2 separate regions of the Mus musculus genome follow, and region 2 is linked to region 1. The links are chromatin loops, found by intact Hi-C in ENCODE. Cell type or tissue: heart. All regions are shown on one strand. Each heading gives the region's core, and the rest is flanking DNA. Links, peaks and the distances in the headings are about the cores only. Region 1 holds the start of Actr2 (ARP2 actin-related protein 2). Region 2 has its middle 65 kb from the start of Gm32142.

Evidence for each region. Peaks named below come from ENCODE experiments on the same cell type or tissue, not always from the same donor. Only the 100,000 strongest peaks of a DNase experiment are listed, where the experiment ranks them.
Region 2: a loop joins it to region 1, with 5 times the contacts of the local background. A loop is called at or near these places in 2 of 42 quality-filtered maps.

What each region holds. Positions count from the first base shown.
Region 1 is chr11:20,104,086-20,119,196 of GRCm38, reverse strand. It overlaps Actr2 (ARP2 actin-related protein 2), which reads left to right and starts at 6,246. Exons shown (of 9, transcript NM_146243.2): 1 at 6,246-6,392. The coding sequence starts at 6,345. In heart, for the core only: no CTCF peak of the experiment used is centred there; DNase peaks (open chromatin) are centred at 6,226 and 6,756; H3K4me3 peaks cover 2,453 bases; H3K27ac peaks cover 2,290 bases.
Region 2 is chr11:20,535,419-20,550,529 of GRCm38, reverse strand. It overlaps a transcript of Sertad2 not described here. Among named protein-coding and RNA genes, the nearest start is that of Gm32142, 65 kb to the right of the region's middle. In heart, for the core only: a CTCF peak has its summit at 7,701 (motif pointing left); DNase peaks (open chromatin) are centred at 7,559 and 7,659; H3K4me3 peaks cover 2,311 bases; H3K27ac peaks cover 2,288 bases.

The sequences.
Region 1 (15,111 bases), core at 4,913-7,412:
GAGAACTGAGAACTGAGAATCCTCAAGAAAAGCAAATGTCATCTGTGCAGTTGGTGGATCTGTGCATGTGGGATCTGAAGATACGGAGGCTGTTCTGTTGGGTTCTGACAACTCAAAGCAGTTTAGAATCACCTGGGAAGGTCATCTCAATGGATGATTGTCTAGTTTAGGCTGACGGTGAGAATGTCCCTGGGTGATTACCTCCAATAGTGGGAAGAAATGGCCCCCTCTGAGCAGAACCATTCCTTGAGCAGACATGCCAGGTTACACAAGAATGAGAGTGTGAGCTTAGCAATAGTATGAATACATTAACCCATGCTGAAGCAAGACCCGGTACAACCAACTGCTTCAAGCTCTTGACACCTTTCCCCACCGTGATGACTGACACCTACAATTAGAGTAAGCCCTTTCCCCTAAAGCAGCTCCCATCCCCCAGAATATTTTATCACAGCAGCAGGATAAGAAACTAAGACAATGGACAAACTATTTGAACTACCTCTAAGTACAGGAAACACAATACTAGCAAAATTTGTAAATGTGCACAAAACCCAAAGGCACAGAAACAAGTGTAGGGGCTCTACAGTCAGCACCAGAAGATTTCTAGAAAACTCTTGTCTTTAAAGTCCTCAAGATGTAATGCTTCACAAATAATTTTTATCTATTAGTGTAATAGCAATAAATAATATTAACCAAAGAGTAAATCACTCGCCAGGCAGTGGTGGCACACGCCTTTAATTCCAGCACTTGGGAGGCAGAGGCAGGCAGATTTCTGAGTTTGAGGCCAGCCTAGTCTACAGAGTGAGTTCCAGGACAGCTAGGACTGCACAGAGAAACCCTGTCTGGATCTCAAAAAACCAAAACCAAAACCAAAAAAAAAAAAAAAAAAAGACTAAATCACTCAGCATTTTAAAAAACATTAATGTTTTAAGTATGATGATGATTGTGGCTGCTTGCATTCTTGTGTTAATTTGTGTCCCCATATTATTTGTACAAGAGTCTGCTCTGAGGGGTCCTGCCCCCAGTTGGTTCTGATTGGTAAATAAAGATGCCAGGAGGCTGGCAGTGTAACGTGGACCAATACATGTGTTTGTTAGTGAAGAATCCTCCATCACATGTCTTTTTCATGTGCTTGCTTTAGCAGAGCATCCTTTCATCAGTGTCTGCGGCAGTGAGATGTTTCATGAGTCTCCTTTAGACTTTCACCTGTGTCTGCTTCAAAATGTTTCTTCACGTGTTTGTCCCAACAAAACACTGTCCACACCACCCAAGACAAGTGACTTTCCAAAGAACCCCCATGGTTCCATTTCAGTAGTGTCAATGTATTCATCTATAAAATAAGGAAGTTAAGGGATGTTGGAGATTGTACTGCCTCCTTCTGCACTCCAAGGGCACTGTACTCACCCTTGCACTCCCCCACCACACACAGAATTAGAAATAAAATAGCTTAGAATATAAAATGAGAAAGTTGAGATGCAGTAGTGGAGACTTGCCTGGTTTGATTCCTCAGCATCACAAAGAGCAGTAATGTTTGTGTTATAACAACTTGGAAGGAAGTCAGTCAGAGCACCTATGACAAAGTCATTTGTCATTCAGGTGCTGAAGGCTCATATCAGAGGTCATCTCCACATGAACACACAGGGAGTGTGCTCTTCCTGTCAGGAGTTTTAGTAGCAAAGTGCACTACCAACACTTCTGGGCTGAACGGAAATGTTGCTTTCTAGCAGTGGTTCTCAACCTCCCTAATGCAGAGACTCTTTAATTCAGTTCCTCATGTTGTGGTGATTTCCCAACTATAAAATTATTTTTTCCCACTTCATAACTGTTTTTATGACTCGTAATGCAAATATTTTTGGAGGGTTGTCATAGTTAGGAATCGCCACTGACCCATGCGACCCATTGTCTTGCTTACTTTCCCTGTTGCTGTGATAAAATACTGTGACAACTGCAGCTTAACTGGGTGCTGGCTCTTAGTTCAAGTGTCCAGTGCATTATGGTGGAGACGCTGCATCCCAAGTCAGGCAACAGAGAATGATGCCTTTTTTTTTTTTTTAACTTTATTGATTCTTTGTGAGTTTCACATCATGCACCCCGACCCCACTCATCTCACCTCTTTGTATCAGCCCTGTCCTTGCAACCACCCCACAAAAGAAAATAAAAACAAACAATAAACAAAACAAAGCATAGAAAACATCTTGTCCTAGAAGCTGTAGTGTGTCACAGTGCGTCACACTGGACACCCTTTTGTCCACCTTATTTACTTGCAAATGTTCATTGCCATGAGTCATTGCTGTGGTTCAAGGTCTCTGACTTCTGCTACCGCGTCAATACTGAATCCTCACCAGGACTCTTCTCTGATAGTCTGTTTTTGCCCACTGTCATGGAGTCCTGCAGCTTTGGATCTGTAGAACTGGCCCTTTCATATGCTTCAACAGTTCATAGATGAGGTAGATTCTGAGGTGGGCCAACTCAAAGCCCTGGATCTGGACCTCGGTGGAAGCTGACTTCTGCTCTGTCACTACCAGGATAAGGCTGTAGCCTAGCTGGGCGTGGTGGCGCACGCCTTTGATCCCAGCACTTGGGAGGCAGAGGCAGGTGAATTTCTGAGTTTGAGGCCAGCCTGGTCTACAGAGTGAGTTCCAGGACAGCCAGGCCTACACAGAGAAACCCTGTCTCGGAAAGAAAAAAAAAAAGAATGTGAGGCTGAGAGTTCAGCCTTCGCTGTATATAGAGGTCAGGCTGAGATATGAATGAGAGTTATCTCAGGAAAAAAGAAGAGATGAGAAGAGGACTCTTAGGGAAAAGTAGATAGAAAAGGCCTTAGGCCTCTCTCACAGCAGAGCAAGTCTGAGCACAGTGTTATCAGCCCAGGCTCACATCGAATTGTTTGCTAGCTTTCAAGGCCTGAAGCAGCTTGTGAAAACGTTGTCTCACACACTGTTGTGGGAGGCTTAGCCACGCAAAAGTCTCTTTTTAAATTTCCCACTAGATTTAAATTTATTTCTGCCCCCACAGGCTTATGTTTGTTCTCTCTCCCTCTGCCTCTAACTCCCTGCTGAGATAGCTGAATGGTTTTATGGCTGGGAATGGAAGCAGGGCTTGGTGCATAGTAGGCAAACATTTCACATGGGAGCCAAAACCCTGGCTTATTTCTTCTCTTTTCAATAGCAAAGTTATTCTTAATATCCAGATTCCAATCACCAAGTTGGAGCTGTAGCGTTCTGTATTTAGGCTAAAGACACTTGTGACTGTAAGCAGATGTATTGAGTGTCACTTGAGCAATCGGAAGGATTCTTGAATTTGAACACATTCTTGTTGCTCTGGTCAGGGCCTTCGTTTTTGGTGATTAGAACCTCAAGAACAATATATAGACTATATATTATATATTAATACAATATATATGTATATATACATATTATATTATATATTATATGTTACATATTATGTGAGTGCACTGGATTGACCTTGGGTCAAGCAGGCACCTTTACCTGCTGAGTCATCTTGCTGGCCCAATGACAAAATATTAAACTTAGAAACACCAAGCATCAACAACCAGTACTTGAGTTTAAATAGTAACATATGTAACAAAACTGAAATTTGCAAAGTGTTGCCAGTAAGATTAAGTAAGGTATCGGTTCATACTTTACCTAGAAGTCTAAGGGAGTGCTAGGCCTAAAATTTAATTAAATAGGATACACTACCATCTTGTAATTCATTTAGTACAGAGTACCACTATCTGCTTGACTGTGTGCAAAATCATCAGGGAGATGTAACAAGCTGGGTCAGAGCCAGAGAATAGCCTGATCTACATATTGAGTTCCTAGTCAGCCAAGTGTTAGAACACTTGGAAGTTAACTTTTGACACTATACCTTCCAAGTTAAAGTTTCTGTTTACAGTAAGACAGTTAAGGATAAGTTGTTTCTCCTGTGTTAAAGTCTTTGCAAGTTAAGGTTTCTATTTGTAATTAAGAATAAGTTTCTCTGAAGAACCAGGCTTGATTTGGTACCACTGAGATGATGACCTGAGACCCCCACTGGAAATCTCCAATCTTTTGAAAAAACCCGGAAGTGAGGAGTGTGCACGAATGCTGAATGTTTGGGAATGGGAGGATGAGTGAGGCTTGAAAACACCACACTGAAAATCCTGCCACAGCCAACAGCAGCAGCCCTGTTAGACATGAGCTAAGTAAGCACTGAGTTTGTAGAAAACATAACATCAGCCATCTTGGAATAGAGAAACAATGGATTTACTTACTTATGAAAAACAAAAAAGCTGTCTCTTCCCAGGGAAGGCTAGAACTAGCTTTCCTGTCTTGGCCGGTGCCGAATGGGTGACTGATTTGGGAGAGGAGGACCTGGGTTCACCTGTGGGGCTGTGTTGTGAAAGGCAGCCTGGCCCCTGCTACTGAGGAGAAAGATGGAGCCCGGGTCTTGAGCCCACCTTCACTGTACCGTAGCACTTGGTACTGTCTATGTGCCCTTGAGAAGGCGCGTGGGGGATTTCACAGTCTGAGAATGAGTGTGTGTGAGTGAGGCGGTACCCACATTCTCAACTTCAAGTCATTGCAGTTTCTTTTTCCCAGAAAACAAAGGGGTTTGATGTTGCATTTCATAAACTAACTGAAGTTCTGGAGTTAGAGGATATAGAAATATAAAAGTACAGTTGTTACAAAGTAAATGCAGACTTCAAAGACAGAAAAAGCCACAACCCAAACCAAAATTTAAATGCTTGAAATTGGCATCATAAACAAGCTCTCTCCTGACTTGTATTGTGGCAGTCGGAATGCCCCCAGAAAACTGTGCCAAAGAGTTTAGAAAAAAAATGTACAATAAAAGCAAATACACTCGAAGCCGGGCGTGGTAGCGCACGCCTTTAATCCCAGCACTTGGGAGGCAGAGGCAGGCGGATTTCTGAGTTCGAGGCCAGCCTGGTCTACAAAGTGAGTTCCAGGACAGCCAGGGCTATACAGAGAAACCCTGTCTCGAAAAACAAAAAAAAACCAACCAAACAAACAAAAGCAAACAAACAAAAAAGAATAAGTTTCTGTTTCTTAGGTCTGATGTAAACTGCAAAACAAGTTTTCAGCCTAGCTAAACTTGGGATTCACATGACATATACTCTGACCCTTGACTCTTCCCTTTCACTGTATCTAACAATTCGCTCACATCTCGCCCATAAAACGGACCTCAAGCGACCGGCAGCGGTGAGACAGGTGGTTGGCCAGTCCTGGTGTACCCCAAAATTGCTCCAATTGGACAATCATGGATTTGGTCTTTTTAACTTAATATTCTTAGTTTTAACACAAGGATAGACAATGCGACCCTGTCTCAGAAAACAAAACTAAACTAAAATTAAAGGAAAGAGTTTTGTTCTTTGTTTTCGAGAAAGGGTTTCTTTGTTGTAGCCTTGGCTGTCTTAGAACTAGCTCTGTAAATAGACCAGGCTGGCCAGGAATTCACAGAAATCCAACTGCCTCTACTTGTGTGCTGGGATTGAAAGCAAGTTCACCACTATGCGCTAAGTGAAAGCATTATCTTTCTTTTTTGACAGGGTTTCACTTTATAGCTCTGGCTGACCTGAAACTTGCTATGTAGACCAGGCTGGCCTCCAACTTAGAAATCCGTCTGCTTCTGCCTCCCAAGTGCTGGGATTAAAGGCGAACGCCAACAGTGCCCGGGTGCATATTCAATTTCTTAAAGAGGTGCGTGTAACACTTGTCCCTGTTTCCAAGGGAGGTTACAGAGGACCTCAATTTTAAAGTCTGCATTTGGCAACATGGTGAGTTCCTGTTTGAGAAAATCAAAGAGGGAAGTGGTGAAGCAGAAAGAAACGAAAGCATCCCGCCAGGCTCCTAGGGCTGCATGCAACTGGAGGTGTGGAATAAACCGGAGGTTTGAAACTTGTAGGTGTATCCACCCAGGCCTAGGAGCAATGACACATCATGCCTCGGGACCTCCAGGTGGCTTTCGGTCTTCCTAGCCGGCTGCTCCACCCTTCTCCACTGCCGTCCCGCCACACACCCTCCGGCCTTCACCTGCCTGCCTCCTGTACAGCCGGCCCGGCCGCGCCCTAGGTCCCGAGACAACTTGGTCAGAGCCGCCGCCCCACCAGCCAAGCGCAGCCCCGGAAGCAGAACGAGGCGAGAGGGCGCGCCCGGGTCCGCGCCGGACAGCTCTCATTGGCCTTCTCGGCTGCCAGTCCCCGCTCTTCTTTTCTCTCTCTGCACCGCCCTCTTGGAACGGCTGCCGGGCGGGGACTTCCGGTTTGGGCGGAGCGGCGGGCCGAGGGCGGGGCCGTGTGGAGGAGGAAGCAGGCCAGGCCGGGCGGCGGCTCACCAGGACGAACCATGGACAGCCAGGGCAGGAAGGTGGTGGTGTGCGACAACGGCACTGGGGTAAGGCCCGGCGGGGCGGCCGCGTGTGTGTGCGGGGTGCGCGCGGGCCCCTCGGCTGCGCGGCTGGGCTTCGGGGGCGCGGGCAGGCGCGCGGGCGGGCGAGCTCTCGGGGGGCGCCGGCCGGCCCGGAGCCGGTGGCCCGGAGCTAGGCTACCCGCGCTGCACCCGAAGGCGGCGGAACCTGTCCCCGCGCGCTCGCAAGCATCCGCCGGCGTGCCGAGAGATGGGTCTAGACGGTGAGAGGCCCTGTCCCTCGGTGGCGAGGAGGTCTCCATTTCCGAGGCTCGCCTGTGTTCGTCCATACAAGACCTAGCGGCCTTCCTCTTCCTGTGTAGCGAAAGATGCCGAATGCGAGGCAGGAAACGGGTTCCGCAGAGAAAAGAGGAAGTGCTGTCAGGCCCCGGGCCGCGGCTGGAGTCTGCCCCGGGAGAGCGTGTGGGCTGTCCTTGTCGTCTGTGGTTTTGAGAGAGGGGGATGGTCAGCAGCTCCTGCTTCACCTCTTGCTTTGCATGCCGCCCTATTATAGACCTAGGACCTCTCAAGTAAATTCTAGTGGGAAGTTGGATCATTTCTGGTTCCTCCTCTGCTTCATTTTTTTTTTCTGTTAAGTACAGGATAGACACGTTAGTCTTGAAGATGCTAAAAATGTCAAAATAAGCCTAAAGTTCTGATTCAGAAAACTCGTTGCAACTGGTTTCTTTCTATCCCCAGTTAAAAGGGTGGAGCATCAAAGTTCCAGTTTTGAAGATGCAACTGTTTCTGACTCCTTTAGCGATTTGCAACATTTTGTGACTTTTCTCCTCTCTGCCACAGAGACGACACACAAATTAAAATAGATTTTACTTGAATTACACCTTTGAAGCCAGATTGTTGAAAGGGGAAGGAGCTGGTATTCACTGCCATTATAGTGCCCTTGGTTGAATTTGTTACAAACTTTGACAATTATTGTACTAGCTTCATTTAAGCTAAATCTGGGCTAGAATAGGATAGGTAACAATACAAAGGGACATCCATACCACTGCTGTGGTAACAGCCCTAAGATTCAGTAACTTAAAGGTTTTTAAGCAACCCCATTTATGTGCTCATTAGAGATATTTATATTTGCAGACTTCATGAAGGGATACATAAAATGCATCTCATTTTTTGAGATAAAGGATAAAGCAGTGAGGGAAATGGTACAATTTTATAAAGCTTCTAAATTATCAGGAAAAAGGTTTTTAAAGCAAAGCCTGTATTGTTACACTATATTTAAGCTAAATTATAAATGCTAAACTTTTCAGAAATTCTTATAAAAGTACTTATTAAAAAAAAAAAGTATCTTACTACCAAAGAGACGTCTCAGCAGTTAGGAGCACTGGTTGTTCTTGCTGAGAACCCAAGTTTGATGCCTAACATCTGTGTGGCAGCTCACAGCTATTCTGTAATTCTAGTTCAAGTGTATTCAGTGCTCTTTTCTGGCCTCTGTGGGTACTAGGCATACATGTGATACATATACAAACACTCAAGTAAACAGACATAACACTTAAAGTAACAGTGTCTTAAAAGTGTTTTAAAAAGGGCTGAAGTGATGGCATACATCTTTTATGCCAACACTTGGGAGGCAGAAACCGGCAAATCCCCATGGCTACATAGGGAGACTCCATCCATTTTTATTTTTTTTTTTTTAAATCTGTTTCTTAGGATAAAAAGATCAGCTACTATGGCATAAGTGAAAGGAGATGATTTTAAAAAAAGTTTTATGCCAGGTGTGGTGGCGCGCCCCTTTAATTCCAGCACTTGGGAGGCAGAGGCAGGCGGATTTCTGAGTTCGAGGCCAGCCTGATCTACAAAGTGAGTTCCAGGACAGCCAAGGATACACAGAGAAAAAAGTTTTATATCTATTTTTGTAATTATTTATAAACTTTATTCACTTTTTTTGTAGATATGTTTGACTGTGAATGAAATAGTCGGATCCTCATATACATCAGCTAGTTCTGATTTAAATCGTAACGCAGTTAGGAATATTGTGATGTCTTTTAAGAAAACTTGACGACTAATAGCTACTTAGATTTTGGGTTGTTTCTTAACTATTTATTCTTCTTTGTTCATCTTAGTTTTACTTAGGTACCTGAAGTTATAATGATGCCTTTACAATTAAATATTAGAGAAGACATTAAGACTTGATTTTTTAAAACAGTAATAGAAAAGGGGTTGGGGAGATGGCTCAGTGGATAAGCACCTGACTGAATCTCCAGGACCCACGTGGAGTGGAGCTGGCACTGTAACACCAGTGCTTCCACCACAAGGTGGGAGACAGAGAAAGGAGAACCCCAGGAAGTTTTTGGGCAAGCTAGAGCTGTATGCAGCAGTGGACAGCAAAGGACAGGTGAAAGATGAGGACCAGCACTTGAAGTTGTCCTCTGATTTCCAGATGTGCACCATAGCATACAGTCTCCCCCACTCTGACATATGAATATACTTACCATCTAGTCACACACTCATGGGGGCTGGAGTGGAGCTCAGTTAGTAGAGTGCTTGCCTGATGCTTGAGGAACTGGAGGGTCCATCCCCAGCACTGTACTATCAAATGTACGTACTTGTAATTTCATGGGAGGTAGATACAGAAGCATCTTAAATCCTTAATTAAATGGTGGTTTCATTTACCTTTTGTATACTTTAGATTTTAAAATGTGAGCTATTTAAGAAGGTAGATTGGTTTGTTTTTTATGATGCTAAGGATTATATCCAAGGATTTGGAAGATAAACGTTCTTTCTGAGGTGTACCCCCAGCCCTGAAAAGTTAAAATTAAAGAAAAAAGGTAAAGATTTGTTATATTTTTATATGTATAGGTGTTTTGCCTGCATATATGTATGTATACCACATGCGTGCCTGGTGGCCCAAGGGAGGTTAATCCTCTGGTACTGAACTTAGAGATGATTTTGAGGTACCACGTGGGTACTGGGACTGGATGCTGGATCCTTTGCAAAAGCAAATGCTCTTAACCACATCTCTTCAGCCCCAAGAAATTAAGGTTTTAAATGTTCTTTTGATGACCTAGATGCTTGATCCACTCTCTTTTCCTATTATCCATAACTAGACTCTTGTCTCAGTAGCCCAGAGAAGGAAACCTGCTTTTTAGAATAGGGCTTTGAAAGTGGGCATTTAGGTAAAAAGTCTGCATACCTCTTTTATTTATTTGTTTGTTTGTTTGTTTGTTTATTTATTTATTTATTGTTTTTTGAGACAGGGTTTCTCTGTATAGCCAGGGCTATCCTGGAACTCACTCTGTAGACCAGGCTGGCCTTGAACTCAGAAATCCTCCTGCCTCTGCTTCCCAAGTGCTGGGACTAAAGGCATGAGCCACCACTGCCCAGTCCATCTGGATACCTCTTAACTGAATTTTGATTCCTTTCAAATTGAGTCCAGATTCTTGGTGTTAACATACAGAATTACCAGACTTCAACAGTGACTTCATTGACCAGATTTCCCAAGTGACTACCATGTTGATGACGCGATGCTTAATAAAGTTTAATGATTGTCCATAGACATTTATAATGCTAAAATTCACATTTGTGGTTGTTTTATCATGCTTCTACTAACATATGTGTTAAATTTAGGAGTATTTTAAGTAAAAACAAAACAACTTGAGTTTCACCATGTGGAAGACTTTGGTCTAATAGAACAACCATTGGCCTCAAATAAGAACGGTCACTATGAAGTTGAAATACAAGCACCACCAATTATTAAGGGAAAGAATACAAAGCAAGGAAGCTCAAATGGGAGTTTAAAAATCTCAGCAAGGAAGTGGAGAGATAGCCTAGCAGTTAAGAGCACTGTCCCACTGTCCCCTATCCCATCAACTGCATGGGGGCTCACAACCATTTGATGCTCTCTCTGACAGGAAGATGTACATGCAGATAGAGTACTCATGCATAAAATAAATAAATCTTTAAAAAAATTTTTTTTCCGAGACAGGGTTTCTCTGTATATCCCTGGCTGTCCTGGAACTCACTTTGTAGACCAGGCTGGCCTCAAACTCAGAAATCTGCCTGCCTCTGCCTCCCGAGTGCTGGATTAAAAGCATGCACCACCACCGCCCGGCTAAAATTCTATATATGTATATATCAGTCTGGTAGAGCCTGCCTGTCATGCCAGTGCTTGGGGTGGAGAGGCAGAAGCATCAGGAATTTAATCTCTCTAGTCTGGGCGGTGTGACTCCTTGTCTCAAAAGACAAGAAAATCCTGCTTGGTGCTACTTCCAGCATATGGGATCACCACAAATTCAAGGGTAGCCTGGTCTACAGAGTGACATTCTGTCTCCAGAGGTTCAGTGATCATTGCACACAAGGTAGTAGAAAGAATGGTAGAGCCCAAGGCAGTGGTTAGAGCCTCGAGGAAACAGTGCTGCTGGTCGCACAGGAACTCAACAGTGACAACGTGTACAAGACCGTGCAAACCTAAGCCAGAGCAAGTTCCGGCATGGAGGGGAGTTAGGCAAGAAGTTCCACCCCAGGCAAGGAGCTATGGGGAATTTAGCTGCTGGGAGTGGAGGGAGAGATACGGACATCTTCCCTACCAATATAGCCCCTGATAAGTCAGCTTCCCATATTCCCACGGAGCACTGCATACTCAAGAAGTTTTGGACAAACTAGCCTGGATGGAAAAGACAGTTGAGTGGGAAGGGACGGGGTGGGGTGGTGGATCTGGGGAAGAGTTGGGGCAGGAAGGTGAATGTGATCAAAACATGCGAAATTCTCAAAAAACTAATAAAATATTTTAAAAATGAAAGTTTTTGAGTCTTATTTAAGGAAAATGTTGCATTGATATTGAATATAGACAGGTCGTTTGTTCCTTTTTGTCTTAAGGAACATTATACCTCTTACTGTTTGATGACTCAGTAGGAAGTAGAGAGCCTGCTCAAACCACAGTGCTACAAGGAAGAAGCTATATATGGTAAAATCTGTTTCTTGAACACTGCCTGTTACACTCAGTGAGGGAGCTCAGTCACCAGCCTTAAGATGATTGACGTGCAGGACGGATTTCAGTGATTACAATGATACCACAGAGTAGCCTAGAAAAGAATATCTTCTTTGTATTTTGTTATGACTTAACACTTTTTTGAGTTTTTTTGAAGGAATAGCTTGTCAATTAATTTTACATTATTGAATTTGGTTATTTTAATATTATTGGATCTTAATGCATTCAGATTTGTAATAGTGTGAGATAGCTTGGTTTATACTGTTCTGGTGGAATGTCTGATTCCTTAGAGAAATGTTGGCATTGGATTCTAAGGCAGCATCTGCTTCTACCAAGCTGCTGCTTAGGCGGAGTAGAAGTCAATAGGTGTTTTGATGTTGGCTTTTGAAACAAGGGTCTGGAGTCTGGGCTAGCATCCAATTTGCCACATAGCCAAGGATAACCTTGAACTCTGAAAGGGTCAGAGGGAAGAAGAGAAGGAAAAAGCCATCCTTGAACTTCTGATCCTCCAGCCTCCACCTCTTGTGTGCCATCATGTTTGGTTTATAGGTGTTGGAGAGCAAACCCCAGGCTTAGTGCATAGTAGATGAGTGCTCTGCTCTCTGAGCTACATTTCCAGCCCCAGGAGTAGTTTATTAGAATCTTCCTTTTCCTACTTAGAGTCACTTTCATTGAAAAGTCTAATTCCCCCGTCCGGTTTTGGTTTTGGTTTTGGTAAAGCAGTGATAGTGGTTTATAATTGTTCATTCCTGTGGTTTCAGGGATCGCAATTTTTGTCTTCTGAGGTACTTGGAAAACATTTTTTTTTTCCACTTAAAATATGCTCAAGAATGTTAAAGGCCCTTGAGCTGATCAGCAGGTTAAGGTGCTTGTCACCAATCCTGACAACTTGAGTTTGATTACTGAGACCCATGGAGTGGAGGGGGACAATGTGCTAGAGAGCTCAAGTGTGTGTGCCTGCAAACACGGTTTCTAAAAATGTACATTAAATTCAAAATATGTATATTTAAAAATTATGTTTATGGGTGACTCCTGCATGCCTTGTGTAGTGGAGGCCAGAAGAGGGCATTAGATCTCCTAGAACTAGAGTTACCAACAGGTATGAGCTGCCATGTGTGTGCTGGGGATTGAACCTGGGTCCTCTGGAAAAGCAGCCAGTGCTCTTAACTCCAGCCAATTAAGAGTTTTAAGGGGGCTGGCGAGATGGCTCAGTGGTTAAGAGCGTCGACTGCTCTTCCGAAGGTCCCGAGTTCAAATCCCAGCAACCACATGGTGGCTCACAACCATCCGTAATGAAATCTGATGCCCTCTTCTGGAGTGTCTGAAGACAGCTACAGTGTACTTACATATAATAAATAAATAAATCTTAAAAAGAAAAAAAGAGTTTTAAGATAGGAACTACCCATCTGCACAGTTGTAGTCAAAAGACATTGGTGTGACCCTTTGCTGTTGTGTAAATGACAGACCTATCAACCTTAGCTGTCTCCTTCCCTCACTTCGATTACCCTTAGCAAAACCCCTCTCTCCTATTTTTTTTTTTTTTTTTGAGACAGGGTTTCTCTTTGTAGCCCTGGCTGTCCTGGAACTCACTCTGTAGACCAGGCTGGCCTCAAACTCAGAAATCCGCCTGCCTCTGCCTCCCAAGTGCTGGGATTAAAGGCGTTTGTCACCACTGCCCAGTACCCTCTCTCTTCTTAAACTTCTGATTTCTCATGTAACAAACTTATTCATTTACATTTGTTACACAGAAAATGTTTGTTATAAACTGTAGAGTAGTCTTTCATTCATTCTCTTCCTGGGTTTTGGTTTCCTTTTGGAAGTGCTGTTATTCCAACCCACTGTCCTGTGTATGGTAAGCAAGCACTGTACCACTGAGCTAAAACATTTCTAATTTTTTTTTTGAGATCAGTTATATCCACATAAGTGAACATTTTATCCTGATAAATGGGTACTTTTGACTTGCCTAATGTCTATATCTGTTCTTTTATTTTATTTTTTAATTTACTTCAGACATACCAAAATAGGGCATTATATCTCATTACAATGATGGTTGTGAGCCACCATGTGGTTGCTGGGAATTGAACTCAGAACCTCTGGAAGAGGAACCAGTGCTCTTAACTGCTGAGCCATGCCTCCAGCCTCTGACTTTCTGTATTTAAATAATATTTTAGCTTTATATATTCAGAATGTATATGGAAATTATGACAGGCTGGTGATGGCAGATTTTGTAATAAGATATGTCTATGGTAGAGATATGATGGGAATATTTCCTCTTATTTTTGTATTATTTCAGCTCATTATCAACTAAGCTGGGTTTTGACATGAGAAACAGAAATGTTATAATTTAGGAGAAGGGTGAGAAATTTTATATATTTGTTTTGGGTTTTGATAGCCTGAGTTGGCCTTGAACCTGCAATCTTTCTGCCCTGGACTCCTCCAGAGTGGGAGAACTAGTCCTGAGCTGCCCCACCCAGCAAGGTGCTATTCCTTTCTTCTGTGGTAATTGTTTTCCTAAGTCTTTTTAGATCACAATCAATTATTCAAGAAGACATTGTGGGACTATGAACTGAGTTCTGTTAAACATTCCTTTGGGGTTGTGTCTATACTCTTGGTTTCTCTTCTGAAACACTGTCAACTGAACAAGTAGGGTATCTGACTACATATACCCTAAGACCATACTGACTTGGGCTTTAGGAGGGAGCCCAAGAAAGATTATATTGCACTTTTATTTAAGACAAAAATCTCACTGTGCATGAAATTTTGGTTGGCTTGGCAGTTGTGTGTAGCTCAAGCTGGTCCTTTTAAGTGCTGGGATTATAAACATGTTCCATCATATCAACCTATATAATATGCTTTTAGAAATGTGTAGCTTTATCTGAAAATGCCCCAGCTTTGGTAGCGAGACAGTGAACTAACTAGGATTAAGCTTTGTGAGTTTGGAACAAAGCATTTCAAAAATTTGAGTTTCAGGCATTTTTTTCATAATTACTTTTATATACAATTTTAACATTTTTGAAGTTCTGTTCAAAAAGACAGAATTCTGGATAGCAGAATGTTCTAGAGAGGGAATTTATAATTAAAAGTGATTCATCATGATTTCCAAAAGGGCTGATGTAGAGACAGTGAAGATGTTGGTATTTTGGCAGGATTGATTTAAGCTCACATTACATAGGTTTGTGGAGGTCAGAGGACAACATGCAAGACTTGGTTCTCTCCTTCCACCTTGTGGAATTAAAAGAACTGAGGCACTCAGGCAGACTATTAGCAAGTGCCCTCACCCTCTGAGCCATCTTACTGACTAGGACATTAATAATACCCACATTTGAGGAAGAGAACCTTTATATTCTGCTGGTGGGAATGTAAACCTGTTGACTTACTGCTGAAATTGATGAGATTCCTCAGAAGACTGCAAGTACATAACAGCTGAAGAGAGAGATTTATTGGTAAAGTACATTTCCGACAATCCTGAGGACGTGAGTTCCATCCCTAGAACCTATGGAACCATGATAGCTTGTGATTGTAATCTCAGTCCTGCAGAGGGAGAGACAGGGCATCCCCTGGCCAGCCAGTCCAGTCCAGTCTAGTCGGTAAGTCACAGCCGATGACCTATCTTAAAGGAGGTCTGAGGGTGACACCAGAAGTTACCCTGTAGTGTCTGCATGTATGCACATGGGCACTTGCAAACACTTGTTTTCAAAAGATAAAAAATAGAAGTAAACAATCAAATGACACAGTTATATTGCCCTGTGTCAAATTACTCCT
Region 2 (15,111 bases), core at 6,378-8,877, 430 kb before region 1:
CAACAGTTCAGAACAAATAAGTTCCCAGTACCGTGTCAATCAGTTCCTAACCACCTGAACTCCAGCTCCAGGCTTCTAGCCTCCGTGCACACACCTAAAGTAACACACATGGTAATTAAAAATAAATCCTAAAACAAAAAGAGTTGCTTCTTTTGTGGGGGGTGGGGGCTGTAGTTCAGTGGCAGCGCCTGTGTTGAGCATGCGCAGAGTACATAGTTCAGTCCCAGCAGTCAGAAAAGCATTTATGCATAAAAAAACTCACACTCGAGAGATCAGTACTCTCTATCTTCAAAACTGATTAGACATTTCTGTGTAGGATTCATTTGTTTAAATAGGTCCTATTATGAGGCCACCAACATTTCAGGTTCGCATTGAAAGTTGAACATTATCATAAGGCTGCCATAATTGCTAATAATTAAAGAAAGAGTAAGGCTGAATTCTAACAAATTTATATAACAGGCAAACTCTGAGCCTATTTTTTGGGACAGACTCTCTTGAGGCCCAGACCGACCTTGAACACACCAGGTAACTGAACTTTTCATCCTCCTCCCTCCCCTTGCCAAGGCTAGGTCTGAAGACACATGCCACCACACCTAGCCACCTTCTAATGTATTTATTTTATTTGTTTCTTTGTTTGACCTGTGTAGCCCTGGCTGTCCTAGAACTCTCTCTGTAGACCAGCCTGGCCTCAAACTCAGAGATCCACCTGCCTCTGGCCCCCAAGTGCCGGGTTTTACCTTCTAATTTTTAAAGGTTCTTAAATCCTATAGTCCTGCAATCCTAAGGTGGCAGGAGGATCAAGAGTTCAAGGCCAAACTGGATCACATGAGACACAGTCTTAAAGCAAAACACAAAGAAAACCAACAACAAAGACAATGGTGAAGGCTCACTGTTCATTTTTAGAGGCCATGAAGGGTGATCTTTAAAGTATAGCCTTTCAGTACACACCCTTGTCCATCTCCCTAAATAAAAGGAAGTAAATGGGATAAAGCCAATCCTTCAAGCCACGCTACTCTGAGTGAGTATATTCTACTGCATTCAGACACTACAACATGAATGACTACAAAAGAGGGTCCCAAAGCCAAGCTCCCTTTAAAAGGAAATAATGCATGAATTTTTCTTTGACTTTCTTTTTAAGTTTTTCTCTGCTTTTGTTTGTTTTGACAAGAAATCTTAAGCCTGGCTCTGTGTATGTGTGTTTGTGTGTATATAATTTATTTTTACTATATGTTTATTAATGTTTTTGCCTGAACGTATGTTTGTGTGAGAGTGTCAGATGCCCTGGAACCAGAGTTATAGACGGGAATGAGCTGCCATGTGAGTGTTGAGAACTGAACCTCAGCTACTCTGGAAGAGCAGTCAGTCCTCTTAACTGCTGAGCCATGTCTCCCCACCAAGCCTGGGTCTACTGTTACAGTTTGTTTGTTTGTTTGTTTTTCTTTTTTGGGTAAGGAGTGATATTAGGGATTGAATGGGGCTCAATACTTTTTTTTAAGATTTATTTTTTTATTTTATGTGACTGTTTTGCCTGCACATTTACCTGTGTGCTTGCATGAACAAAGGCAATTAGACGACGACTACGGATCCCTGAGAATTGAAGATATGGATGGTTGTGAGCCATCTTGTCAGTGCCAGGAATTGAACTCAGGTCCTGTAGAAGAGCAACTAGTGTTCTTAATCACTGAGCCATCTCTCCAACCCTTAAAAACATATTTTAAAGCCAGGCAGGATACCACACACCTTTAATCTCAGTACTTGAGAGGCAGAGACAGATGAATCTCTGAGTTTGATGCCAGCATGGTCTTCAGAAAGAAACCCCATCTCAAAAAGAAACAAAACATAACAAAACGATATTTCAAAGTCAGACACAGTGGCCCATGCTTGTAACCAGAGCATTTTAAAGGATAAAACAAGAAGAACTGCCATTAGCTCAAGATAGGTGTGGTCCACAGTGTAAGTACCAGGCCACCCAAGGCTACACAAAGAAGTAAAAGAAAAACTACACAAACAGCAAGACGTGGCCACTTGGCCATGATCCACACTCAGAAGGCCAAAGCAGGAGGCCACAGGTTTCAGCGCTGCCTGGCCCATGAGAACTGGTTCTGTCTATAAAGAAGGACATTTTCTAAAATTTGATTATTTTAGTCAATGAAAATGCTATATGGCCAACAAAACCACGTAGCATCATTTGATCAAACAAGGGATCGTATACACGGACTTAGCTGGTTACAGGAGCTACCTCGTGAGCTTAGACCTCAAGAAGGCTTTACGTTATAAAACTCAGCCACACTCCTGATTTTGTAAATGAAGATGCTTCTTTTAATTCATGCATTTTATAACTTCAGAGGGCTCAGTAACCAAGCTACATTGTACTGACAAGTAAAATAACCAGTTTCCGTAAACGATGCAGGCAGTGGCCCGTACAGTGTGTTTGTTTAAAAGTAACAGGGTTCCCAATTGTGTAACGTCTATGAAAATGTGGGAAAGTCTGAAAATCATCTCATTTACTGATTCCACATACCTACCACATACCTGCTGTAGCTACTTCAGCAGCAAATTATTATTACGACTGTTCAAGAGAAAGAGTTTTATTCCTGAATGGAAACAGAAGCAAAGCTTCAGTCCTTGAGGAAGTGGCACCATGGAAGACTCACACATTCTCTTTATTAATTCTGAAGCAGAGAATTATATCCGATTACCATTTGACACATTCAAGATCTAATTTGTACGGTTCACATTAATGAAGAATAGCATTCAACTTAGTGACAGAAAGCTTACAAGTTAGAAAAGGCTATGATTAAGACCTGGACATGTCAGGTAACAGAGGAAGATATCAGATGTGCCTTTTCAGAGTACTTTAGTATAGTCTTCAAAATAAAAACCACTAATAGAAAATAAATTATAAATTTTACTTACTCTCTAAGCACCAAAATAAAGTTAAAAAAAAAAAAAAACCCACCTACCCCCAAGTGCTGGGATTAAAGGTGTGAGCCACTATAGGACAAATAAAATGAAAATTCAGTTCAAAAGTAACAGCAGTCTCTACAGTATCAGACTTAACTGTACATTCAGCTATTTATAAACAACTTGAAAACCCTGTTTAATCACTTGCACATGGTTATTCGCTCCTTTCTATGCCATGTGCTCTGCTAGGCACCAGGCGATGGACTCAGGAATGAAACGCTACTGTTACAAAGCCTTCTGTTTAGCCAGGAGAAAGCCACCAGAGGCAACAATCATGCCATTTTTATAACAATTTTGTAATTGAGGCAGGCACGTGATACTGTGCAAATTTAAATGAAAGAAAGCCAAAAATGGTGCCTCACACTTGAAATCCTAGCACTCAGGAGGCTAAGCATGTTTGACACTAACTAGCCTGGACCAGAGTGAGAGTTTATCTCAAAAAGAAACAAAAGTGACAGAGTGTAGACAACTCAACTCATCCAATGAAGCAAAGCCATTTTTCAAAAACAATGTCGCACTATATAGTCCCTCTAGCCCTTAAATTCTGATCATTTGGCCTCAGCTTCCTGAGTACCAAGGTTACAGGTATATACAGTATGTCTTGCCCAATAACTGAGTTTCCTTCCTTTGTGTGTGTGTGTGCATATTCCTGTGTGCAGGTGAGCATGAACATGTGTGTGCATATATGCAGAAATCAGAGACAACCTCAAGTATCATTGCTTAGGCACTATCTACTTTGTTTTTGAGACAATGCCTCCCACTGGGCTGGAACTTGCCAAGTAGGCTAAGCTGGCTGGCCAGAGAACAGCAGCCTGTTGCTGCTTCTGCAGTACTATGACTGCACGTGTACTCACCAGAACCAGCTTTTTAATGAGAGCTCTGGAGCTGGAGAGATGGCTCAGCAGTTAAGAGCACCGACTGCTCTTCCAGAGGTCCTGAGTTCAATTCCCAGCAACCACATGGTGGCTCATAACCATCTGTAATGGGATCCAATGCCTTCTTCCAGTGTGTCTGAAGACAGCTACAATATACTCGTATACATAAAATAAGGAAATATTAATGTGGGGTCTGGGGATCAAATTCAGGTCCTCATGCTTATAAGTGATTTAACAACTGAGCTATATGTAGCCTTTTTGAAGAGATTTTGAGAAAAAGGCTTATTATGAAGTCCTGGCTGCCATAGAACCTTATATGTAGACCAAGATGGCCTTAAACTTGCAGGAATCCTCCTGTTTCTACCTCTGGATTACTGGTGGCTTACAGGTGTGTGCCACCATATCTGGCTTCTAATAATAGAATTTCTTTAAAGCTTTATATAAACTCTATTTCAAACATCAGGAATATTTATAAAAGTCTTCTTTTATTAACAGCAATGATTATTACCTTCATTAAAAAATATACTACTGAGGCTAAGAATACAGCTCAGTGGTGGAGTACTTACTTTTACATAGGCAAGGTCCTAGATTTGATTTCCTAGTGCAATAAGGAAAACAAAACAAACACACTTCTTTTAAAAAGTCACCTGTATACAAGAAACAAAAAACGAGCTAAACTCGGGAAGATATCCCAAACACTTCAGAACCTCTGCACATATGAGCTTATCTGCTCTCATCATAACAACATGGAGTAGGTGCTGCTACTGTCCTCCTTTTCTAGATGAAATAACTAACGGTAACTTGGTCAAGGACACACAAATGGCAAAAGAAAATACTAAGACTTGAACCTACAGAACCTGATTTGAAAACTCTCTCTTTGCATTTTGTTTTGAGTTTAGTTTGGTTGGTTGGTTGGTTGGTTGGTTTTTGAGCCTCCCTGGCAGACGGGCACCTGATGGGCACTAGCAGCCTGATTCTGGAGGGAGCTGTACTCCTTGTCCTGTGTGTACGGCAAGTGGATGTTTATTAGTATTCCTGTATCTTTGCACGTGCATGTGCACGTACACAGAGAGGTTAGAGGTTGGCATCAAGTATCTGCTGCATTCTTTCTCCATCTTTTATTGAGATAGGGTCTCTTGCTTGAATCCAGTGCTTGCCAATTTGGCTAGTCTAACTAGCTAGTTTGCCCCAACAGTCCTTGTCTCCACTGCCTCACCCCCACCCCACCCCACCGTGCTGACATTACAGGAAGGCTGCCACATTTTTGTGGGTACTGAGAATCTGAGTTCAGAAAATGGACAACCAACTGAGCAATCTCTTCAGCCCCTGTGACTTCACTCTGAAAGTCTATGCAGATACCTGTCTTCCAGCAGTGATGGCGAGCATTCTATTCATCTTTGGGGGAGGGGAGGTCTTTTAAAGAGGAGCCTTTCTGGAGAAACAACTGGAGAAAACCACTACGGTCCAGATTATTTTAAACTTGTCCAAGGTCACAGAGCCAGTGAGGGAAAGATACTGGCAAAATTCAAATTCAGACAGCAGGATGCCCTGTGCTCTGAGGCTTCAGCCTCATGAAAAAAGTCACATGCAAATTTATTAAACAACTCAAAAAGGCTCTGTGTAGGTCTTCCTGAAATATACTGAAAGGTCTTGAAGCTGGTGACAAGTGCTTCTTTAAAGCAACATTTACATATAAGTCACTTTTAAACTTCACCACTTTGGACTGATCATAACCACATTTCTGCTCTTTAAAAAGAAATCTTTCTGTAGCAACTTGGCAGATTTCAGTACAGGAACAGTCTATTCTTTAAAATTAAATTTAGTAACAACTTATTCTGGTTAGTCTGAAAGAGAAGTAGAAAATGAACTACTAAGAGGTCTTTGCTGTACTTTAATATTTCAAAATATGTTTGGTTTGGCCTAATTTAAATCTTGTGGACAACTACTGCAGAACTCCATTTCAAGAGGGTAATAGCGACTTAAAACTAATGAATTCTAAACAGCAACCCTGGAAGCCAACTCGGAGTAACCATTTCTTATCATTCTTTCACCTCAAAATAAATACTAAAGATCCATACAGCAAGACTCTCGTGACACAGGTAGTGGTGGGTATTCGTAGTCCGGAGGCATTTAAGATGGAGAAACCAAATTAAAAACTGAAGAAATTCTGTAGAATAATGTTGCTTAAAGAGTAGTCAAGAACACAAAATTTGTATACCCAAAGAAACAACCTCTAAGCTGTTCTGTGCATAAAGACGAAGACAGAATTCTGCGTTGCAATGCCTCCCTAGAGCAAGAGAAAACCGAAGTGGACATACCATGCTGGAGTCCCTTCTCACCTGCTCTCTTCCAACAGGTTTAGACTTCAGAACCTTTAATACTGAATTCACATTTTTTTTCACAAGAAAACCTATAAAATTGCTTCAAAATAAAAACTAAGCCATTAGGCAACCAGTATTCTCCTCTATCACCATGCACTCAAATTACAAACACCTTTTGCTTTGCCTTTATTGAATGAAAGTTAACTTCGATTTAGAGGAAAATGTGCCCCCATTAGGCATTTTTACACTTTCTGCGGGGCACTCAGTCTATCAGATCACATCGCAGACTATTACTGCTCACTTAGGCATTCAAAAGACAGAGAGCATGCCAGCACCAATTATTTCACAGGCGGCATAATGCCCCGCTGGTGGAAGTCTGGCAATACCTACATGTACAGCAAGACAGGAGAAGGAGGGTGTCAAGGGCGGGGAGGGGGGGTGGAGAGGGGGAGCGAGAGAGGGAAGGAGGGAGTCACCTCCTCATCCACGCCGACCGGGAACCTCCAGCCACAACCTGATCCCTGCCCTGCCCAAAAGTGGCCCGGCCACCACATTTTTTTTTATTTATTTTTTCAGACCACCCCACCCCAAACCCCACTCGGTACTCACCTTCCGCGAAGAAGTGGGCGCCGGGTCCAGCCCCCGGGCGGGTCGTACGGCCGCGGGGAGAGGACGTCGGTCGGCGCGTCCCTAGGTGTGGGACGGGGATCCCGACGAGTGAGAGCGCGGAGGAGCGGGAGGAGGAGCGGGGTGGGGGCTCCCGCTCCTACGGAGCCCGCTGGTCCTCCACCGCTGCCCCGCGGAGGAAAGCCGACCGAGGGATGGACTGACTGTCGGGGAAACGGCGGGGATGGGCGAGACAGGCTAAAGGGGCGATACCGCACACGGACTGGACGGGAGACGGCAAGAAGCGGCTCGGGGTCTAGCCCATGCCGTGGCGGCCTGGGGGCAGAGGCTAGCTGAAGGGAAGTTGCCGAGGCTGGCGAGATGCGGGAAGAGGGCGCACCGGGAGGAATACAGCCAGCCAGCCATGGATAGCGGGGCGCCGAGAGCAGGGGCGGCCGGCGGCGGGGAGCACCGCCCGCTCGGCTCGCTCAAGACATTTAATTGGATTGATAGGTTGTGCAGTGACTCACAGACTTTAAAGAGTCCTAGGGCAGTCCCCGCCCAGCTGGACCGGGAAGGAGCGGCGAGGCGGGCGGGGTAGGGGGCTGGGGAGAGCCGCGAGGGAGGCGGCGGGCGGGGCGGGAGCGCAGCGAGGCTGCCCAGTGGCAGGGCGTACCGCCGTGACGGGCGTGATCATAGACCAATGGCAGTGAGGCTCGCTAGGTGGCTGGCTTCGCCCCTGGCCCAATGAGTCTTCTAAGGACACTGTAGAGCACCGGGCGGGGGAAGTGATGGGGGTGGGGAGAGGTGGGTGGACGTTGAGCAGGAGGAGGAGAAAAGGAGCCGCGGGAGACCCGCGGAGTCACTCTGCCCTCCTCGTTCTAGAAGTGCGCTTTCCGCCAATCCGAGCGCCACCTGGGGGTGATGGACGCCGGCCTGTGGCCAATGAGGAGGAGAGGCTGGCGGTGAGGAGCGGGCGGGCCCGCGCTCTGGCTCCCTCCTCCCGCGCGGTCCTCCAGCCCGCCCGGCCCGAGTCAGTCACGCAAGTAACCGTGTGAGAGCCGGGCCGCGCGGGGCGGGGCGGGGCGGGGCGGGGCGGGGCGGGGCGGGGCGGGGCGGGGCACCGCAGCTGGCGGCGTAACCCTGGACCGGCTGGAGGGGCGCGCGGGCGGGCCCCTTGCGAAACCTGCCAGTGGACCTGCCGGCCAAGCCCACTCTCAGGGCGGACCGATTCGGAGTGGATACGATCCAAACTTGATCCGCGTCCATAGTGTCCACTGCTAAAACAGCCCCTGTGGGCACGTGCTCTGGGATTTCAGGAGCCAAAGACGCAAGGCGTGGCAATCACTTTGGCCCAGGATTTGCCCGTTTTGTGGGGGAAGTCGCCTAGGGTGTAGACAGGTTGAAACAGCTCCTCAGAACACATGTTCTTTTATTGGGTTTCTGGAAAAGGCACTTCTTAAACTGGTGTGAACGACTCTGTTCGGGCTTTGCAGTACGCGTGTATCTTAGCTTTCTCCAAACGTCCCTCTGCACTCTCCCACTCCCTCACCTTGAACCCTAAGGCAGTGCCAGAGTGCACCTACTCAGTACTCATTCCCAGGAGCTATGGCGTGCCTCGATATTTTGGCTGTTGTCCAGTAATCACTTCACAGACTTTAACCCATTGTTATGCATTAGGATTTGAAAGAAATCCCCCCCAAAAAGCAAACACGCTGGCAAAACCCATCTTCTTACCTACAAAATGCATTGTTCGTTTCTGGTGTTGTTAAGACAGAGTCTCGATACTTGATCCTGGCTGTCCTAGTGTTTGCTGTGTAGCGCAGGCTGGCCCTTAAACCTGTTTCATCCCTACTGCCTTGACTTCTTGGCTTCCTGGATTCAGAGGTGTTTTCCTGGGGCTTAAAACAGTTGCATTCATATTCAAATATACTGGAATACCCAACACCCACTTTTGAAATAAGTCAAGTACTGGTGAGACAATGTTGCTTTAGGGTCTTGAAGTGGGTGAGACTCCCCCACCTCCACCCTCATCCCGAGATAACCGAAATCCACAGTGCTCTAAAAATGGGAAAAAGATAAAAATGAAGACAAATGTTTACTCTGGTCACATTGGGGCTTTCCTTAACTGTGCTCACCTTAGGACCCAGACCTTTCTGGAGCTTAATTGTGACACAGCTTGACTCCGTGATTACCTTCTGGTCCAGAATCTACTAATGAAAATGAACTATGCCAGCAACTTCTTGCAACACACATCTCATTTATGCATTTTCTCTTCGTGTGTTGAAACTACACTGGAGCTATACAGGGCAGGGGACCTAGTGTTCTCACTGTCAGCCTAGTGATTCGTACAAGGTGAACAATGTTAGCTGGATCCCTCACTGTGGCAAAAACAAACAAAACACTCCACTACTCCTAATCTGGGTTACTGTACTACATTTTATTTTATGCAGATGAGTGTTTGCTTGTATTTATTATTTATGTGTACTATGTTAGTGCCTGGTGCCCATAAAGGCCAAAAGAAGGCATTGGATCCCCTGGAGTCAAAGAAAGCTGCTCTCACAGCTGTGTGTGTGCTGGGAACCAAACCTGGGTCCTCTGCAAGGGCAGCAAAGTGCTCTTAACTTCAGAGCCATCTCTCCAGAAGCTAGATATATATATATATATATATATATATATATATATATATATATATATATATATATATATATATTCTTCTATGAGGTCATTTTATAGATAGGTAAATGTAGTGAATTATTGTATATACCATAATGGTACTAAGAACAGATTTTGACTCTGAAAGATCTCCAAATAAGGGTTAGCAATCTCGTGGTGGAAGAGCTATGGCTTGCCTCCAATCCTTACCATGTGTCACTTTAGAATTCTGTGCCCTCCTTATTCCAATATTTCTTAAAGTGTGGAAGGCCTGCTAGATTCCTGGGTCTCCCCTCAGGTCTATCGGTTATTTGCTGCTTAAGCAATAGTTCAGGTGATTTGAGTATTGACACACTAACCACTTCATTAGACACCTCTCTTTCTTCCTGTCCTTATTCTTTTTTCCTCTCACATCTATTTCTCTCCTGGCTTCTACTTTATGATCGTTTTGTGATCACTTGCGTATTTGCTGTGCATAAGTCTGAGTAGAAAGTGCTGTGTGCTGCTGTTCTTGGGGAGACAGAAACAAATGTCTGATTACCCAGGGCAAAGCTAAGTATCACAAAGGGCCAACTTACTGAATCAATGAATTTCCTGGGGTTACTTACAGAACATGGACTACTCATTTGCAGTCATGCCACAGAAAGTCCACCCCAATATGGGTGACAACTCACCAAAGCTGAAATACTGGAGCTTTTCCCATGGTTTGCTTGCAGCTCCTTAAATGAAAGAGTCTCTCTCTTCCCCAGACTTTACTGCTTTCATAACCTTGGGGAGGGAGAAGTCTTGTGAATCTGGTGTGTTTCAGGGATTTCTGAGATTTATGAGTTGTTTACTTCCTGTCTTGTTTTTTTTTTTGAGACAGGATTTCTCTGTGTACCCCTGGCTGTCCTGAAACTCACTCTGTAGACCAGGCTGACTTCGAACTCAGAGATCTACTTGCCTCTCAGAATGCATGTGCCATCGCTGCCTGGCTGTTTACTTCCTGTCTTAATAAGCCTCCCTTTAGAACTCCTGGAACTATTAACTTTGTAGAGGTCCCACCTGGCAGTGGAAGGTGTTCGCCACAACACTGCTTATAGAAGCATAGTTAGGGCAAACTTACTGATGCTATTGAGATTCATCTCTAGTTCAAATGAGTTAGCAGGTTTTTATCTCACACACACACACACACACACACACACACACACACACACACACACACACACACACACACACGCCTGAGGGGAGAAGCAGGAATCTAGCAGGCCTTCCACACTTTAAGAAATATTGGAATAAGGAGGGCACAGAATTCTAAAGTGACACATGGTAAAGATTAGAGGCAAGTGTGTGTGTGTGTGTGTGTGTGTGTGTGTGTGTAATGTGTAGTGTGTATGTCTATATCCACCACAGTTTCTGCTGCCATGGACCACCCCTCCATCTCCCAGTGCTCCCTTTGTTAACTTTAAAGACTGAGTGCAGCTAAGCGGCTCCTCTAAGATGGCCTCTTCTGCCCACTCCTGTTTTCAAGTTAGAAACAGTCAAGCAATCCAGGATTTTAAAAAGCTTTATTTCAAGACTAGCCCAAATATGTTTACTTACATGCATGTGTGCACCTCGTAGAAAGCCGCTGGTGCTGATCATGACCACAGTGAGAAGCAACTGATGCAATTGCAATATCCATCATGAGTCAGGAAGCAAGCAGTAGACACGAGGCCTCTTCAAAGTTGGATGGAAGGGGAGAGAAGTAGCTGTGGGAGTCAGGTTAGACAGCAGGTGCTGCTCCCTTTTGATATCAGGACTGACGGACAAGAGAAAGCATCACCAAGGGCTTTGGGGATAGATTCCGGGTGCTGCTTAGCAAAGGCAGGGTGGCGACAAAAGTGTTGCTTAAACTCTCCCCGTGCGCTGTCAGGTTAGGACTGTCTCCTCCACAGGCAAGTTGAAAACAGTCATTTCCCACAAAGGTACACCCCAAATAACCCCTGCTGGCTGTGGATCCTGCTGCTTTAAAAGCTTGCCTCTGCTGAATCCATCCTTAATGGCTTATTACTGGCATACTGAACTCTGACCTTAAGTAATGCTTACAGCTTCGTGGCCCTCAGAAAGTCCTATGTATGCGCAGGCCTAAGCCTAAACTGGGAGTTTGTCAGGAAGGTACATGGTGTGATTGAGCCCAGCTGCCTGTACCCCTTTTCTGGTGGACTGAGAAATTTCAGGCAACCTTACCTGCAGGTTCCCCAAATCTGAAGGCTGGGGTGTTGTAGAGATGAAGGTTTTCAAAAGCAAATTTCTCAGGATTCCCTCTTACAGTCTGCACTGCTCATCACCACTTTCCAACACTGGGACCCTCGCAGTTATAAACATTACCTAGCAGGACCACAGTCTGCTTTCTGCGGTTCCAGGAGCTTATAATGTAGCATTCTATGTCTGCTTAGTCATTACCTAATCTGCTTAGTCACTACCTAATCTGCTTAGTCATTACCTAATCTGCACATGGACCAGAGGATGATTTCTCCATTTCCCTGAGCCCGACCTGAGGAAGGCTTTGGCATTCCCATGGGTCTGAAGCATCCAGGTCCTTGATTTAGCTGTGCTCATATTAATGACAGACATCCACTCAGAACTTCATCTGCTCCCCACCTCTGGGAGATGTGAAAATAAAGTCAGGCTAGGACTTGAACCAACTGTGTAGACTTCCCTTAATCTGTTGCAAATTGGGGGGTGGAGGGGAAGGGGAATCACAAAGAAAAAAAATTACCTATAACTATTTTCTAGAAATAGCTATTAAATATTTGGCCTATGTGTGGTTTTAAAAATATTTAAATTAAATATATCATAAATATATTTTATTCTACTGAATATGACTTTAAAAAAAAAAAGTTGTTTTGTTCCTGAGATAGAATCCTATAGCCCAGGCTGGCCTCTAACTCACTCAAGTAGCTGAGAACACACCCACCCATCTTACTCAGCTTCCAGAAAGTGATTCTTAGCTCCCCTTTGCTTTTGGTTCTTGGGATGGAAACCATGACCATGCTAGCCAAATACTCTCCCGCTAAGCTACATCATTGGCTCTGGAATTTGGTTTGTTGCTGTTGATATTGTTTGGTTTTTGCTTTTGGTTTTTGTTCGCTTGTTTGTTTCTGAGACAGGGATTCTCTGTGTAGCCCTAGCTATGTGTAGCCTTGGCTATACTGGAACTCCATCTGTAGACCAGGCTGACCTTGAAGTCAGAGATCTTCCTGCCTCTGCCCCAGGAGTTTTAAAGGCTTGTGCCATCACTAGCAGCTTTTGACCTCAGTTTTCTAAGATGACTATTTAGCAGGGGTGTGAACAAACAATTCTGAGGAGAAAAATCTGCCAGCAGAGGACTTCTCAGGAGAGAAATATAGGAATCCAAAAAGTAGCTGGCTGGAGGTCTGTGCTGGGAAGACAAAGTAGTGAGTTGGTCAGGGTTATCTCAAAAGAGAGAACATTAAATGAAAAAAAAAAAAAGCAGAATTCTACTTGCAGGTTAAGCACATGCAAGACTGGACAACATATTTTTCAGAAAGCATTCAAACAATCAAATCAGGTGTCTTCCCTACCTACTATGGAAGACTTACCTGGGGGGATCACAAGTTCAAGGCCAGCCTAAGCAGCATAGCGAAACACTGTAAAAACTACCATTAAAAAGGGAGAGGGCAGGTGGTTGCGTGGCTCAGTACCAAGCCTGACAACTTGAGTGTGATCCCTAGGACCCACTTGGGAGACGAAAACCAACTGCTTGCTACAAGTTTCCTGTAACCTCCACATGCATGCCATGTTGCATGCAAGCCTTTGCCTGTACACATATACACAAAAACAAGTAAATAGATAGATGGATGGGTAGGTAGATAGATAGATAGATAGATAGATAGATAGATAGACAGACAGACAGACAGACAGGTAGATAAAGTTTTTGTTTTTAAGTAATCAGGGAGCGGGGAGGAGGATAGTTCAGTTACTAAGGTGCTGGCTGCTAAAGTGCTTACCTTGCAAGCTCAGGTACCTGAAATTGACCCCCAGTTAAAAACAAAAAACAAAGAAAAAAGAAAACAAAGTAGGCAGAGTGGCACTGACTTATCAAACCCAGTGCCGCTGAGCTAGGCAGAGGTAGATCCCTAGGGATTGCTGGCCAGCCAGCTTAGCCTACATGGTGAGTTCTAGGCTGTGAGATGCCCTATCTCAAAAAGAAAAGAACAGGAAGGGGCTCCTTAGCTGAGGCTGACCCCTGGCCTCTCATGCATGTGCACATGGGTGAATGTGCATGTACATGCAAAAGAGACAGACAAGTAAGAGCAAAAATGAAAAGAAGCAAGTGATAGAGGCTTTATCTGCAAGGAAGAAGCCTGGATTCCATCCCCATTTAAAAAAGAATAAAACAATAAAAAAAATCAGGAAAATAAACTTCTGGACATAAAACCAAAAGAGGCATTTTAAAAATGGTTATTACAGGGATTTCTTGGGGCTGGTAGTGCTCTATTTATTAAAATGGGTGGTAGACACATGGGTATCATGTTACAATGTTAAAATACATACCTTGCCTTTATATACTCCTTGTTATGCACAATGAGACATAGGCTTATATATGTTAGGACAGTTGTGAAATAAGGCTTCTTCAACCCCTGTATCCTGAGGTTTTGCAGATAGGCTATAATAGTGGTTCTTCCTCAGAAAACGCTCAAATTCACCATTCACAAAACTTAACCTCGTTGCTCTTAAGCAGTTGGCGAGAGTACATCTAACCTTAACATGGTTTCTCTGAGACAGGCAGCATCGCAGGAGCCACTGACTGTGCAGACACAGAAACAGGAGAGGGTAGCAGGGCTAGCCGTGCACTATAGAGCTAGAGAAAGTAGCTGGCAGGGGTAATAGTCAAAGGAGCCCAGCCTGCTTTTCTAGCTCCTGGGGCCATTTCCTCCAGGCCAGGATGCTGAAGAAGAAAAGCAGAGCCAAGTATCTCCTGGGTCTCAAGTTGTTTAAGTTATGGGGTGAGACTGCCCACTGCCATTTCTGCTTTCCCCAAACCACAAGATCTAAGTGCATTGGTCTTTGGGAAAATGGATACAGAAGGAGGTAGCTTTAACCAATGACTCAAACAACTTAAGACCAAAGAGACTGTTTTAAACCTCTACAGGTTCCAATAATAATTTTGAACTGGGTTTTTTTTTTCTGCAGTCTCTGGGAAAATGCTATATGCAAATTACTCATATACAAGTGGACCCAAAACATTTGTTTGTCCACAGATATGTATCAACCTCTTTAAACTTGACTAATCATCCATTCTTTTAAGTGTGCAGCAATGTAAAATGGATGAGCTAAAAGTCTCAATTAGTTATTTTATAATGGATGTCAGTCTGTCGTTATCCCATCCACAACACACCATGGTATAAAGAGGGGACATGCACACAGCTCTGTCTTTCAACTGTGCTCATGACACAGTTCTAGCAACCTCTCCGCATAGCGCTTCTACGGAGGTTCAGGGTGGGGCAGCTAGGTAAAGAACACTGAGGAGGGGACTGTGGCTCTCTGTGGTTTCACAATAAACTTATCCAAAATGGCAGCTCAGAATGCACACACTGCATATCTGCAGTGTGTTCCGAGGGCTTCACAGTCTAGAAAAAGACCAATCCAAAGATTTGCCTCTAAAGATTAACACGTTTATAAGCTAAAGAGAGGACCTAGCATAC